Linked DNA regions of Mus musculus: region 1 is linked to region 2. Evidence: chromatin contacts called from ENCODE Hi-C or POLR2A ChIA-PET data. All regions are on one chromosome and are shown on one strand. Each heading gives the region's core, a stretch centred on a gene start or an enhancer-like site at or near the end of the contact. The rest is flanking DNA. Distances are from core to core; before and after follow the strand shown. Region 1 overlaps Casp7 (caspase 7). Region 2 overlaps Nhlrc2 (NHL repeat containing 2).

What was found. Hi-C counts contacts between places; a loop is a spot of excess contacts on that map. ChIA-PET counts read pairs that join two places held with the same protein, here RNA polymerase II (POLR2A).
Region 1: POLR2A ChIA-PET joins it to region 2 with 14 read pairs in Patski. The contact joins two enhancer-like sites. A Hi-C loop is called at or near these places in 1 of 37 maps with a recorded cell type or tissue (gastrocnemius). POLR2A ChIA-PET finds 5 or more read pairs at or near these places in 2 of 5 experiments (Patski and embryonic stem cell).

Annotation. Positions count from the first base shown.
Region 1 is chr19:56,423,619-56,430,110 of GRCm38, forward strand. All of the region lies in intron 2 of Casp7 (caspase 7), which reads left to right. Among named protein-coding and RNA genes, the nearest start is that of Gm46657, 28 kb to the right of the region's middle. Within about 2 kb of position 2,146, at least 2 of the 3 ENCODE cell types and tissues checked have a DNase peak (open chromatin) inside an H3K27ac peak, as active enhancers do; they include gastrocnemius, where a contact is called at or near this core.
Region 2 is chr19:56,586,383-56,593,368 of GRCm38, forward strand. Nhlrc2 (NHL repeat containing 2) reads left to right here. Exons shown (of 11, transcript NM_025811.3): 6 at 1,788-1,887; 7 at 5,194-5,425; 8 at 6,011-6,133. Among named protein-coding and RNA genes, the nearest start is that of Nhlrc2, 42 kb to the left of the region's middle. Within about 2 kb of position 2,000, at least 1 of the 3 ENCODE cell types and tissues checked has a DNase peak (open chromatin) inside an H3K27ac peak, as active enhancers do; it is gastrocnemius, where a contact is called at or near this core.

The DNA.
Region 1 (6,492 bases), core at 896-3,395, 160 kb before region 2:
GTTTAGTAAATGGCACTTGGTTATAATTCTTTTTCCCATCCTGTAGTCTGGGTTTCTCCACGAGCATGTGTTATATATAAACAGCTCCCTATTTAAAAATGTGTTGCTTGTGTAATTATAAGAGCGATCAGGTGGCTGCTGCCTTCGCTTAGGGGGAAAGAAGGGAGCTCCAAGGGAACAATGCTTGTAATTAATAGACGAGAAAGACGAGGCCGAGCTGTCCCCCCCACCCCTCCCTTCCAAGGGCTGTGTGCTAAATCAAGCATGCTGGAGCCTGTTCCTGCGCAGGCAGAGGCACCGCTGATCAGAAGGTGCCGGGACTGAGCACCCTAAAAGATCAGAACTTTAAATTAAACCCAGAGCATTTAGTTTTCAGTATAAAAACCTTCCCCTTGAGCTCTAGCGTACTGGGCGCCTGCGTCCCAGTTTTATTTTAAAGTTATAAAGATTTGTCAACAAATTGGACTTCCAAAAATGCCAGTGGAGGTTTGGTGGACTCAGACAGGCTCTGCTCACGTCCTGGCCCGGTCTCTCACTCACCATTTGGGAGACTGTGGAAACCGCAAGGTTATCTTAACCTCCATTTCTTCATATTCTTCCTGTGCACTGGGTTGAGAATTTAATAAGGAGACTCAGCTTTTTTACTTCTCGAATGTAGCTGATGAGGAAGAGATGGCCTCTGGAATGAAGACCCCCCCCTGACGAGGTGATTGTGATTTGTCAGACTCATTTCTGTATGAAGAAGAAGAATACTCTATTCCCGTTGTCACCAGCAAAGGTGAGGTCGCCCAGCAGGTCCTCGGTGGTGAGGTTGCAGGCCCAGCTCGGAGCACAGTGTGCCCAACCATTCGTCAACCATAGGTCAACCCATACATCCACCATCCATCAAATGTCACTCACAGCTGCAGACGGAGCGGTTCAGGACTGGAGATGGTGAGCCCTTCTGGGTCCTACAGTCATCCACACACATTACTGTCTTCCACACTGCCTGTCTGTGGTATTTGAAGACAATTCTCCGCACCGTTTCCTCCCCTGAATGATTTTTCCTGAAGTCTTCTGATGATTTTTATTGTTGTCGGTCTGTCTCCGCCTCCTGTTTTGGTCAGGGGAAAGGAAGGAAAGAGACACGGGAAGGTTAGTTAATGTTTGGAGAAAGGAATTTGCTCTTCTCTTTTAACTCTTGGAATGTACGTCGCTTCTCTGCATCTGTCCTTCACACACTGTGAGAAGAGCTCTGTTAACAGTAGAGGATGGCAGGTAACCACAGGGACACTGTGGCCACCACCTGACTGTCACCTGCTTCCCCTTTCAGTGCCTGTAACACTCGTCGAGCCCTGGGGCAGCCATCAAGCAGTTTGCGTCCCGTGCCTTGGGTCCTTTCATGCACACTTTTTTCCCAGTTGCATTTGGAAGGTTGAAACTGGGAAATGTGATCACTTCTGGAAAGTGATTTCTTTATGCAAAACCCCCCTGGCAACCGGTCTTCCCCGAAGATGAAAGGACTTTGTAAACCCTGTCTGCTCATCCTAACCCTAGCCTAACTACCTTTGGAAGAAAGCCAACCTCATGAGCCTGGATGGACTGGCAGATTCCCCAGGAGCAATCGTCTTAGTTTTGCTCACTTACAAACCAATGTTGCTCGAAGCCTGGCACTGGGGTCAACCAACTGTCCATGTGTGTGAACATGCTTGGGGTAGCATTCTCACTTAGTCCATTCACAGAGCTCTGCCACACTATTCTGTGAACACTCTGCTGATGACCGTTCATTCGGCCACCCACCTGCTGCTCATTGTTCTTGAAGATAGCCTTCTGGCTTCGTGTGTGTGTGTGTGTGTGTGTGTGTGTGTGTGTGTGTGTGTGTGTGAAGTCTGGTCCTCCAACACAGACCCCGTGGTCACTTCCCCTCTGGATCTAGTACTTATCACTCTGTCCACAGGGAGCTGTCCCTGGGATGTGGGGGCCTCAGTGTGGAGGCTGGTCATTTCTGCCTGTCAGCAGGGAAGCCAGAGGCCAGTGTGACCTTCCCAGCCCCAGCCTGAATGTCCTATGGAAAACTCCAGCGGGCAGCTCACTGCTGATTCAGGCCTGGGCCTTCAGGGCTGCCTTCTGTGCCAGCCTCCCGTCGCCAGCTGAGCGCCAACCATGTTGAGTTTTTACTACTACCGAGAAGAAGGCAACTCACTCCCTGTGGTCTCGGGAGGAAGCCTGGTCTTACAGAGGGGACTGCTTCCAGACGGGGACACCAGGTACCTCCCTCTCTGCTCTCCCCGTCCAGCACCCTGGTCCGCCTTTGCTGTGGTATGAAAAGACTGTGGGAAAGCCCCTCTGCTGGAATGTTCAAACCCTGACTGAACCATCCCCAAAATATTTAGACAAAGCAGCTACAAAAGCCAGAGCCCGGTTCCAAACGCAGCAGCAGCAGCAGCAGCAGGGAGCTGTGTGCCCGCTGATGTGTTTACTGTGTGCTGAGCAATGTCTGCAGGACAGGCTACTGGGAATCCTATTCAGGGAAACACTTCAGAAAATAAATAGGCACGGGTTTGTGTGCTTATATTCCCTTCCAAATGTAGAAAGGGATAATTCACATTTCGAGCAGCTCAGGGGATCTGTAAGAGGATAAAAACCTGTATTTATCTACTCCAGTGATGGAGAAAATTATACTGGCACCCAGAGTGGATTGTAGAAGTCCACTGTGCTCTCTGAGCTTTCTCTCTCCCTAATCAAGTAGGCAGGATAGCTTTTGGATCCCACCGTGTTGTCTGGTAACAGTTGCTGGAGCTTCTTCATACAGCCCCTTTTATAGAAATAGCCTGCGGGGTTTTCTTTGTCATCTTTCTCCTCCTCTTCTTCCTCTCCCCCCTCCTCCTCTTCCTCTTCTTCTTTAAACTCAAAAAAAATGACTCAGTTGGCCTCATGCTGAAATCGGAGACTGCAAGAAATGGCTTTCTGCCCAAGAAGCTAGGATAATCCAAATCCTTCCTAGTAATCGATGCTGGTGTTATCTATGTTCCTGGAAGAGTTCTGTGGCTGTCTGGCCTATGAAGAAAGTGGTCCTTGGCTATGTCAATGGAAAACCAGCACTCAGGAAGGATGGATACACAGCTGCTCCGCCTGTCCCCACCCCCTCACCCCCAGTGTGACTTGTTTCTCCCTTGGTGTCAGCGACTTCAAAGGTCGATCTATAGGATGTCATCGCCATCATTGGTTGCAATCTCTCGCTTGTGTGGCCCTAAGTACAGTGATTTAGTGGCCAGATTTTTTTTTTTTAATCTGTAGCCAATTGTGGAACACTCAAGCTTTTAAGAGGATTTAGAACTTTTAATTCACTAGTCTGATTTATCCTGGATTTTGTACTTAAATATGACAGCCGCCAAACAAGAGTCCCATGTTTCCTTAGAAAGTCTTCTGTGTGTAAAAAAAAAAGGCCGAGGAACAGCTAGATTTATCAGCAGAGAATTGACAAAGGGAGAGGAAGAGGTGGAGGGGTGTGTGTGTGTGTGTGTGTGTGTGTGTGTTATGCGTAGAATGGAAAATGACAGAAGCTGGCTTAGAAAATCCTCAGCCAGGGCCTGGAGAGATGGCTTAGTGGATGAAGTGCCTACGGCTCAGGCATAGACCTGAATTCAGAGACCAGCACCTGTATACAGTCTGGGGCCATTGGCTTATGTTGATAACCACAGCAATGGGGGTGGACACAGGCAGCTATCCCTGGGCCTTGCTGGTCAGTCAGCCTAGCTGAAAGGTCAAGCTGAGGGTTCAGTGAAAGATCTGGTCTCAGTAAGTAGATGGGTGGATGAGTGGGTGGGTGGGTGGGTGGGTGGGTAGATGGATGAATGGTTGGATGGGTGGGTGGATGGATGGATGGTGGGTCGGTAGGTGGGTGGGTGAGTGAGTGGGTAAGTAGGTGGGTGGGTGAGTGAGTGGGTAAGTAGGTGGGTGGGTAGGTGGGTGGGTGAGTGAGTGGGTAAGTAGGTGGGTGAATGGATGGGTAGATGGGTGGATGAGTGGGTGGATGGATGGATGGATGGATAGATGGGTGCGTAGATGGGTTGGTGGGTGAGTGCATTGATGGATGGATGGAAGGGTGGGTGGATGGGTGGGGAGGTGGGTGAGTGGGAAGGTAAGTGGGGAGGTGGATGAGTGGGTAGATGGATAGATGAGTGGGTGGGTAGATGGATGGATAGATGGGTAGGTGGGTGAGTGGGTGGATGGATGATGGATCAGTAGATGGGTGGGGGGGGGTCGAATGTGATTGACAAAGGCAGAAGACATAGTCCTGCAGCTTGCATATGTGCATGCATGGGTGAAGGTGGCAGGACATGCCCACCCTTCTATACACATGTGCAAAAGAAAGCCCATGGCCAGTTTTATGCTGTGTCTGACTTTGTCTCTCAGAGTTCATGGGGCAGTGACTGACTGCTGATTGACCGTGAAGCTGAAAACTAAAGAAATGCCCGTGCATTTGTTCATAATGAGGAGTACCTGGAGTTGTTCTGCACTCTTTGTGCCTTTGTCAGATTCAGAGAAAGACCTTTGTCCCTTGACCTAGCTGTGGGTAGTGCCCAGCGCTACTCTGTGGGGTTCGGTCCATATGGTCTAAGTCCTTATATAGAAAAAGGCCTGCAAGTACCCGGGCAAGGATTAGAGCCACATTCAGACGTCCCGACTCTACGGGTGATAGCCCACTGAGGATGTAGCTAATCTGGATCTTTCAAAGCATCTTTTCCCTTCCTTGCCCCTGCAGGGGACCTGCTGCCTTCAGGGAGCTAATTAATTAGCCTGGTCTCCCAGAGTCTAGTGATCTGCTTGGTTGTAGCTGCTGATGTTCAGGTAGACGGTGGCTCCTTTTTACCTGCTAGGACGAGGGCACAAAGAATGCCTCTGACTGAGCCCAGGGCAGGGATTTTTGCTCATAGGAAGGGGCCCTTTAGATGGTGTATTAAAGACCAGGCGGACTCTGAGATAAGCATCAGCTGAGTGACTTGTCCTGGGACGCTTTTGATAGTGATATTAAAGTGACCGAATGCTCAATTTGCTGACAGTGCTGGGGACTTCACTTGTGAACTTCACCTGTGTCGATGCTGAGAGACACCTCGCAGGCGTCTAGGGGGATGGGGTGGAAGATGGGAGCCATGTCGAGAGATGGCCATAGAGAGCAGCATACTGTGTTCTCTCCCACAGCAGAGTGTGGATGGCCCACCAGGATCGTGGGCAGTATCTTCCCTCTCTGTCTTGTCTTGATGCCACAGCACAGCTAGACCCTTTCAGTGATAAACCATGGTAACTTAAAAATGCCCGTGACGTTTATTTACCGGTAACTGCGTGCCTTGTGAATGTTGACCTGTCCCGTGAGCACAACCACCCTGGCATACTAGAACTTGAGCAACCTTCCCATCTCTGAAGTCAGTCCCTTTGGACGTGCACCGTTGGGGGTGGGAGACTACGAGTGCCGCTCCCTCCGCTCAGCTGAAGTCCCCAGCTCGCCCACGGATGAATGGGGTGCTCACCTAGTCAAGCTGGAGGCACTGGGCATTTGTGAGTCCTGGTTTATATTCAGCCAGGTGCTGGTGGTGAAAGGGGTGTCGGCCCCAGTGAACCGAAGGGAGGTAGTGTGTGATCTGGGGCACCACGAGATGCCAGGCAGAGGAAAAAGCAACAGCCAGGGCCAGTGGTGAGCACAGGATAGACGAGTTCATGGTTGTTTATTTATGGTGGGATGATTGAAAGAAAAGGTGCGGAGGGATGTGGCACCACCAGGCACGTGGTGGAGGCCAGGACGTTGGCATCTTTCTCAGCAGCGGAAACCCACTGGGTAGCTCTGGGCAAGGAACAAACACAATTGGATTTAGCTTTTGTTTGGTCTTAATTGTTTAAAGCTCTCCTGGAAGAAGAGTGCAGGAGAGGGTGTCCAGAGCCTGGTAATAAGGCATGGGATTGGGAGACAGAGTGGCTTGGGCCGTAGCTAGCTGTCAGGATTGCTGTGTGCAGAGGCGCAAGACTGATGGTTAGCTGGACAAGGCATGAGCCCACTGTGGCTCTCTCTCTCTCCAGGCTCTTGCTGTGCTCCGAGAGCCTCATGAGCTGTCACTGCACACCTGAGCCTGTGAAGGAGGACTCCGAGCAGGATCAGCCCAGAAACGAAACTACGGGGGCCTTTGGAAGCCTAGAATGGAGTTTCGTACTACATGCTGAAACCTGACTCATTTTTAAATTCTCTTGTTTTTATTTATGTGTATGTGTGTATGGATGTCTGTGTGATTACATGTGTGTGTGTACGGTGTATGTGTTTATGCGTGTCTCTGTAATTACTTGTGTGTACTGTGTATGTGTGTATGCGTGTCTCTGTGATTGCACATGTGTACTGTACAGTGTAGTCCAGAAGAGGGCATCTGATTCCCTGGAACAGAAGTTACAGATGGTTGTGAGCCACCTGATTTGGGTGTTGGGAACCAAAGTTGAGTCCTGTAGAACAGCCAGCTCTGTTAACCACCG
Region 2 (6,986 bases), core at 750-3,249:
ACATCTGCAGGCACGGTTGTGTGAAGGAAGCACACTGAGGTACTTCCTGCTGCAGAGCAGTTGAGAACAGAGAGCGGATCAGCACACCATGACTGAGGCGTTGTTGCTCTCAGCCTGGCTTGGGCCCAGAGTTCAGTTCCTTCCTTTGCTGGCTAGTTGACCTGGCATGCTAGCTTCCCTGTGCTTGGGCACTCATCTGGAGTGGGACTTGCTAACAGTACCTATCTCAGGGGCCTTTCCAAAGTCGGGAATGGGTTTTGGAAAGCGCTCAGAGATATAGTATCCTTGATAACTTGAGAACCGTCATCATTGTACGTTGTTTCTGTTGTTACTAAATTAAAAGACATCTGAAACTTATTACTAATTAGGAACGAATACCCTTCTCATCACAAAATACTTGAAATTTAAAAAATTACAAATAAAATAATTCTGTAAGATAATGTCTTACCAGACTACTTTAGTTAAAGCGTCTCAGTTACTTCAGAGTGCCTCCTAATTAAATATGTTAACAGAATAAATCTGAGGAGCAGAGCTTTTCCCCTTATAATAAGTGTGACATCATTCAGATTTAGACAAAAATAAGATGGTAAAATTCATGGTAGTAAACAGCATATTATAATATACTGTACCCTTGGTCTGCTAAACTCCTTGAAGGATTTTAAACCAGGCCCGAGAGGTGGCTCATTTGCTGAAGGGCTTGCCGTGCAGCATGAGGATCTGAACTCAGTCTTGAGCACCCACATAAAAAGCTCGGCCTGCCTCAGAGCCCTGGGGGCTGAGATGGAGGATCCTTGGACTTTCCCAGTAGCCAGCCAGTCCAGCCAGATCAGTGAACTCTAGGTACACAGAGAACCTGTCTAGTAAGTACATAAAGCAGAGCCTGACTGAAGGAGACACAACATTGACCTCCAGCCTCCACACACACATGTGCACACTCCTACAGACACAACCCCGTAAGTATTAGAGGCTACTAGATAGTGCATTTGCAAATGACTGATCTACTTTGTGTCTGAATATCAAATCCCATGCCTTTGGTAATAAAAAGACACATTCCTTTAGCTTCTTTTTATTGTTATTTTGTTTTAACACAGGGTCTCTACTTTGTAACCCAGGCTGGCCTGGAACTTGCTATGTAGTCTAACAGGCTTCCAACTTGGGCTTCTCCTGCCTCTGCCTCTGCCTCTCTGCCTCTCTCTGCCTCTCTCTGCCTCTCTGCCCCTCTGCCCCTCTGCCCCTCTGCCCCTCTGCCCCTCTGCCTCTGCAGTACAGGAATGGGCCACCACACTCCTCTGAAATCTGCCTCTTAGCCTCTGGGACTACAGGAGTATGCTTCCACACTGCTCTTAAAAGCATCACTTCTTTTGTGGAAATTGCCAGAGTTTTCTTAGAGAATATCAGCCCATTTTTGTGTCACATAAAAAATGTTTTAATCGGTGTTTAAAAACATTGTTTCCAGAGATGCAGATTGACATACTGCTATTAAGAATGTGTGGATTTGGTTTAAGGAAATGGAAATGCTAATTGATTTAATTTTGTCATTGCACATTGTAAACATGTATTGAATTATCACCCTGTACTGCATTTAATTAAAAAAAATATGACAGCTTTGGGTTCTCATGAAACTGTTGCAGGTGAGGTGGAAGGTTTCTAGTAACACATCTTCCCTGAGGAACCGTGTTCTGAAACAGCTGATTTATAAAAACTAGTATCATCTATGGATTTCAATTCCTAAAAAGTATCATAGTAACCAGATATGTATATAATACATGCTACTTATTTTCATAAAGGTTCAGAGGTCCAAAGAAATGACATCCTGTGGATAGCCATGGCAGGGACTCATCAGATATGGGCACTCCTCCTAGACTCTGGCACACTGCCAAAGAAAAGGTAAGTGGCTGTGTCCTGGGACAGCCGTCCTCCTTAGTCCCCAGCTTCCCTGCCCAGGTCACCGTGCCAGGGTGCGCACACTCAGCCACATGGCCCAACAGGCTTCTTGCTCTCTCGAGTGGCTTCACTGGGGAGCATTGGTCTGCTCCCCAGGCCGAGGAGGCAGCTGCTGTCAGGAGCTCTGCCAGCCCTTCTGGCAGAGATAGAGAGGAGGAGGTGGTGAGTCACTAGCTGGTTCTCAAAGCTGCTGCTCAGAGGTGACATAACGTCACTTCCACTTGTATTTCATCAGCCTTAGTTAAGCCTGTGGCTGCATCTAATTTCTAAGAGCCTGGGAGGAGCCATTCTTCTGAGTGCCTAGAGAGAGAACCAGAAATGTTAGGTGGGGCTTTAATCCTTCACAACATAAACACAGTTCCTGTGTCTGCAGTCACTCCTTCAGGTGCTTCAGAGTGCTGCATGGCAGTCCTAGCTCTCCTTACTGTGGAAGCACAGGAGAGTGAGTGAGCCCCTTTACCTCTGTCATTTTCCATCATTGTATGTGTTTGTGTCACCTAGGGGATTGCTGTGTGAAGAGTTAGGATAGCATTGGCACCAGGCGGGCACGTGAGTGTGGGGAGCAGTACTTCTCCTGACTCCCCCTCCTCCCTCAGCCTCAGGCGGGGCTGGCTGCACTCCCCTTTGCTCCTCTCTTCTCTGTCTCTTGGCTCATGCCTGATTATAACTGTTTCTTCCTACTAGACTACCTCTTAAAGAAATGAGCCTGGTTCCATTTACTCAGTGTACTCGGCCCTGTGCTGTATCTGTTAGATAACAGCCCAGTAAGAGCCTATATGTAGAATAAGTAAGTGACTGAAAGTCTGTCCTGTGCCTGCGGAAGGCACTGAGCCAGGCCACTGGAGCTGCACACTGGCTTGCCCATTTGCGGTCTCACAAACCTAGGACCACTTGTTCAGGGTGGTACCACCCAAAGTGGGCGGGGCCCTTTCATGTCAATCATCAGTGACCACAAGTTTGTCCACAGGTCAGTCTGATGGACACATTCTCTGTTGACGTTCCCTCTTCTCAGACGACTCCAGTTTGTGTCAAGTTGACCAAAAGCTGACCAGAACACAGTCACAGACCACAAAGTTGTTATGTAGTAATAGGAAGTAGGTACAAGCTTACAAGCTATCACAATTATCTTTGGTTGCTTTTAGCTTTTTATGCAGTATTTCTCTGTGTAGCTCTGGCTATCCTAGAATTCACTCTGTACTCTAGACTAGCGTCAAGCTCAGATCCACCTGCCTCTACCTCCTGAGTGCTGAAATTAAAAGTGTGCACCATCACCGCCCAGCCCACTACACTCATCTTTATTTGTAGAAAGGGACAGCTGTCTAGCAAGTTCAAGACCTCCGGTGTCCAGGCACAGGTGTGGAACGCAGCTGTGTAGTGGTTTATGACAGTCACGCATCTGAAACAGCAGTTCTCAATCTGTGGGCTGTGATCCCTTTGAGACTGAATGACCCTTCATAGGGGTCACCTAAGACCATCAGAAAACACAGATATTTTCATTATGATTTACCTTAGTAATAATTACAGTTATAAAATAACAACAAAAATAAGTATATGGTTGGGAGTCACCACAACGTGAAGAACTGTATTCAAGGGTCGCAGCATTAGGGAGGTTGAGGACCACTGACATAAAATGTTCGTTGGTTCCTTTCACTAGGCACTGTGTTGGACACTAGGGATGCAGTTAGATGACCTCTGTGTTAGAAGTAAAAGGAAGACATGCCCATCCTCAGAAGAATCAGATCGGCAAACAGTGACAGTAGAGAGTGCTTGTGTCAGCAGCATCTGCGCTCCTTCATGCCGAGATCCTTAGCCAAGGGATTTGAAGTGTCATGGAGGACTTCTGTAGAGAGGTCTTCCAAGCTGAGCTGATGCTGCTGGTGTCAGTAACATCAGGTCTTGCCACACCTTGAGTCCTTTTAAGAGATCTGGACATTCCAAATGTTGTTATAGAAAGTTTTAATCTAGGAGTGAACTGATTTGATGTGTTCTTGGAAGAACCCTTCCAGCACTTAGAGTGGAGCAAGACCATTCAGGACACTCTAGCTGTCATCTAGGCAAGAGGCAGTAGTGACGTGAGCAGTTGGGTTACCAGTGGTGCATGAGGTGTGAGTACAGCAGCAGCCACAGGTCACAGCAGCTGGGATGTCCTGGCAGGGCTGCCTAAGTCTCCTTGTCAGAAGGCTCGTCGATATTTATAGTAGGAAAATGATTGCTCAAGTTACATCAGTCTGCATTTTAATTTTGTGGGTGCATTGCTACAAAGATAGTGTCTAATACAGACTTGCAGGCAGTGCTGGCCCCTAGTGCTTAGTGTCAGCTCACTGTTGCACCTCTCCTTCCCACGGGACTCTTCTCTGACGTGCTTAGACCTCTTCCCTCGCAGTAAGTGTTGCACGTGCTTCAGCAGTGTGTTACTCATCCTGTGTCCTCGCCCTTACCCGCCTTTGTGCCCCGTAGCAGTCGCGGGTGCTACTCGCACTGGACCTCTGTGTGGTGTGCCAGTGCAAGGCGGTGATCTCATGGCCTCGCCCTCTCCCTCTCTCTTGGCGCCTTGTCTTCCTTATAATCATTTTGGCATAAATTTAAAAATCAAGGTGTCAACTTCTCTGTGTTACAAAAGAAATTAGTAGGGGTCCTTTTCAGCATCTTGAGACAGAGCCCTCTGCAGTTGCAGTTGCAGCTGCCCAGAACTTGTTACAGTTGTGTGCCGCTCTGTGCTGCAGTACTTCAGGGAGGTGTTTCCTGGTGCATGTAAAAATGGGTCTTGTATAACTATTCATTTAATGCGGTCACTACGTCATTTCCTTAAAATGTTCATACTGAGAGACCTGGCTTCCTTCAATCTGCTCACTGCTTTATAGAAGACATAGACATTTTAAACGACCAAAACTAGATATTCTCTTTATTAGTAGTTCTCTTCTAGAACCTGATATTGTATGAAAGTAAGAAGTTAAAATGAGAATAAAATCATCTCATTATTATCTCATAATCTGATCATTATTGTAGTAACGTCAGGGATTTCTTACCGGGTATTAGAAAGTGATTTCAGTAGTTGGTTATTATGCTAAAGAGAAGAGAGGGCCCCCTACTTAGTAGCTCTCTCTCACCAAGAGAGAGCCTGGACAGCCGCAGCAGTGGGCAGGCAGTCCGTCACTGGTTCTGTGGATCTGTGTAACTGCTGTCATAGTCAAGTTGGTTATTTATGCCCCTTTAGTGACTCATGAACTCACCTATGAGCTTGTCTTTCAGTGACCTAAAAAAAGGAACCTGCATTCGTTTTGCTGGAAGTGGAAATGAAGAGAACCGAAACAACGCATATCCTCACAAGGCAGGCTTTGCCCAGCCGTCAGGCCTCGCTCTCGCCTCAGAAGAGCCCTGGAGCTGCCTCTTTGTGGCTGACAGTGAGAGCAGCACCGTGCGGACCGTCTCGCTGAGAGACGGAGCTGTGAAGCACCTCGTAGGCGGAGAGCGAGACCCCATGGTAAAGAACCTGTCTGTGCGCACATCCCTGAGTGAGCCATCCATGGAGTGCAGGGGTTCATTTCTGGCCTGTCTGTAATAACATGCAGTCAAAGCAGAGAGAGTGTGGCTATAAATACAGAGCTGGGCAGTGGTGGCGCATGACTTTAATCCCAGCACTTGGGAGGCAGAGGCAGGCAGATTTCTGAGTCCGAGGCCAGCCTGGTCTACAGAGAGAGTTCCAGGACAGCCAGGGCTACACAAAAGAAATACAAGTAAAGCCCTCCCTCTGAGAAAGGCGCCCACCTGACTACATACAAGCATTCAGGGGACGGGAAGAGAGTGATTGCACCGGGTTTGTGGCAGTGGGTTAGCAGGAGAACTGCACTAGATGTGAGCCTACTGTGGGCAAGACAGCATGGCAGTTAGTAGAGTGCAGAGTGAGCCTACTGTGTTCCCCATTCTCTATCGCACGCTGGAACTACTGGGAAAAGTCAGAGCTTCCCAGCTTTAGAAACACTGGAATCTTAGTTTTCACTTTACCTCCTAACAAAGCACTGAAAATTTTAATAACTGCTGTTTCTTTCTCTTTAAAAAAAAATAAAAGAATTTATTTGCTTTTGGTGATGTTGATGGAGCAGGCATCAATGCGAAGCTTCAGCATCCACTTGGGGTTGCATGGGACGAGGAGAGGCAAGTGCTCTACGTGGCCGACTCCTACAATCACAAGGTGAGTCGGCTGAAGGCCCATGTGCCTCAGACCAGCACCACTCTAGATACAGAAAGCATCTGTACCCTGGGCGTTACAGCCCTCAGCGCTACAGCCCTTGGCGCTGCACAGCTTCTTCTGGGCTCTTCTTGCTGTAGCCTTACGGTGTCTGAACTGAGGGAAATGCTAAGCTAATTCCAGGGGCTGTGACCTAAATGTATGAATTGTGACCCATCAAAGGTGCTTAAGTAACAATGGCAGGAAAAAGGGGGCCTTTTAGGGGGAAGCGTGAACCAGCTGTTGGAGTTTCGTTCTGTTGCTGTAATAAAACTGACCAAAAGCAGCTTAGCAAGGATTTTCTTGGCTCATACTTCAAGCGTAAATCCTTCATTGAGGGAAGTCAGGGCAGAAACTTGAAGGCAGGTCTGCTTGCTGGCTTGCTCATAGCCCAGGCTTAGCCAGCTTTCTTATGTCACCAGACCATTCTGCTACCCATGGGTGCTACCCACAGTGGGGCAAGCCGCCCCAGATGAACGAACAGGACAATCCCTCACAGACATGTCCACTGGCAGTCTGGCCTGGGCAGCCCTCTCTTTTCTATAACTCCAGATTGTGTCAGGTTGAGAGTTGAAAGCTAACTAGGGCTAGCAGATGAAGAGTTTGAGTTGTTGCAGTTGTAGTGACAAAGAGCAAATATGTCTGTCTTCAGTACCATTGCCATGTCTGTCTAGATGTTTCCACTCATACTGTAGAGTTCTGTGCACTGTGATGAGCAACCATGAGCTTAGTGTGCTTGAGACATAACCAGCAGGGCTTACAGTTAACAAAAGAAACAGTCCTTAGACAGTGCTCTCAAGAAGTCAGCATAACTGTG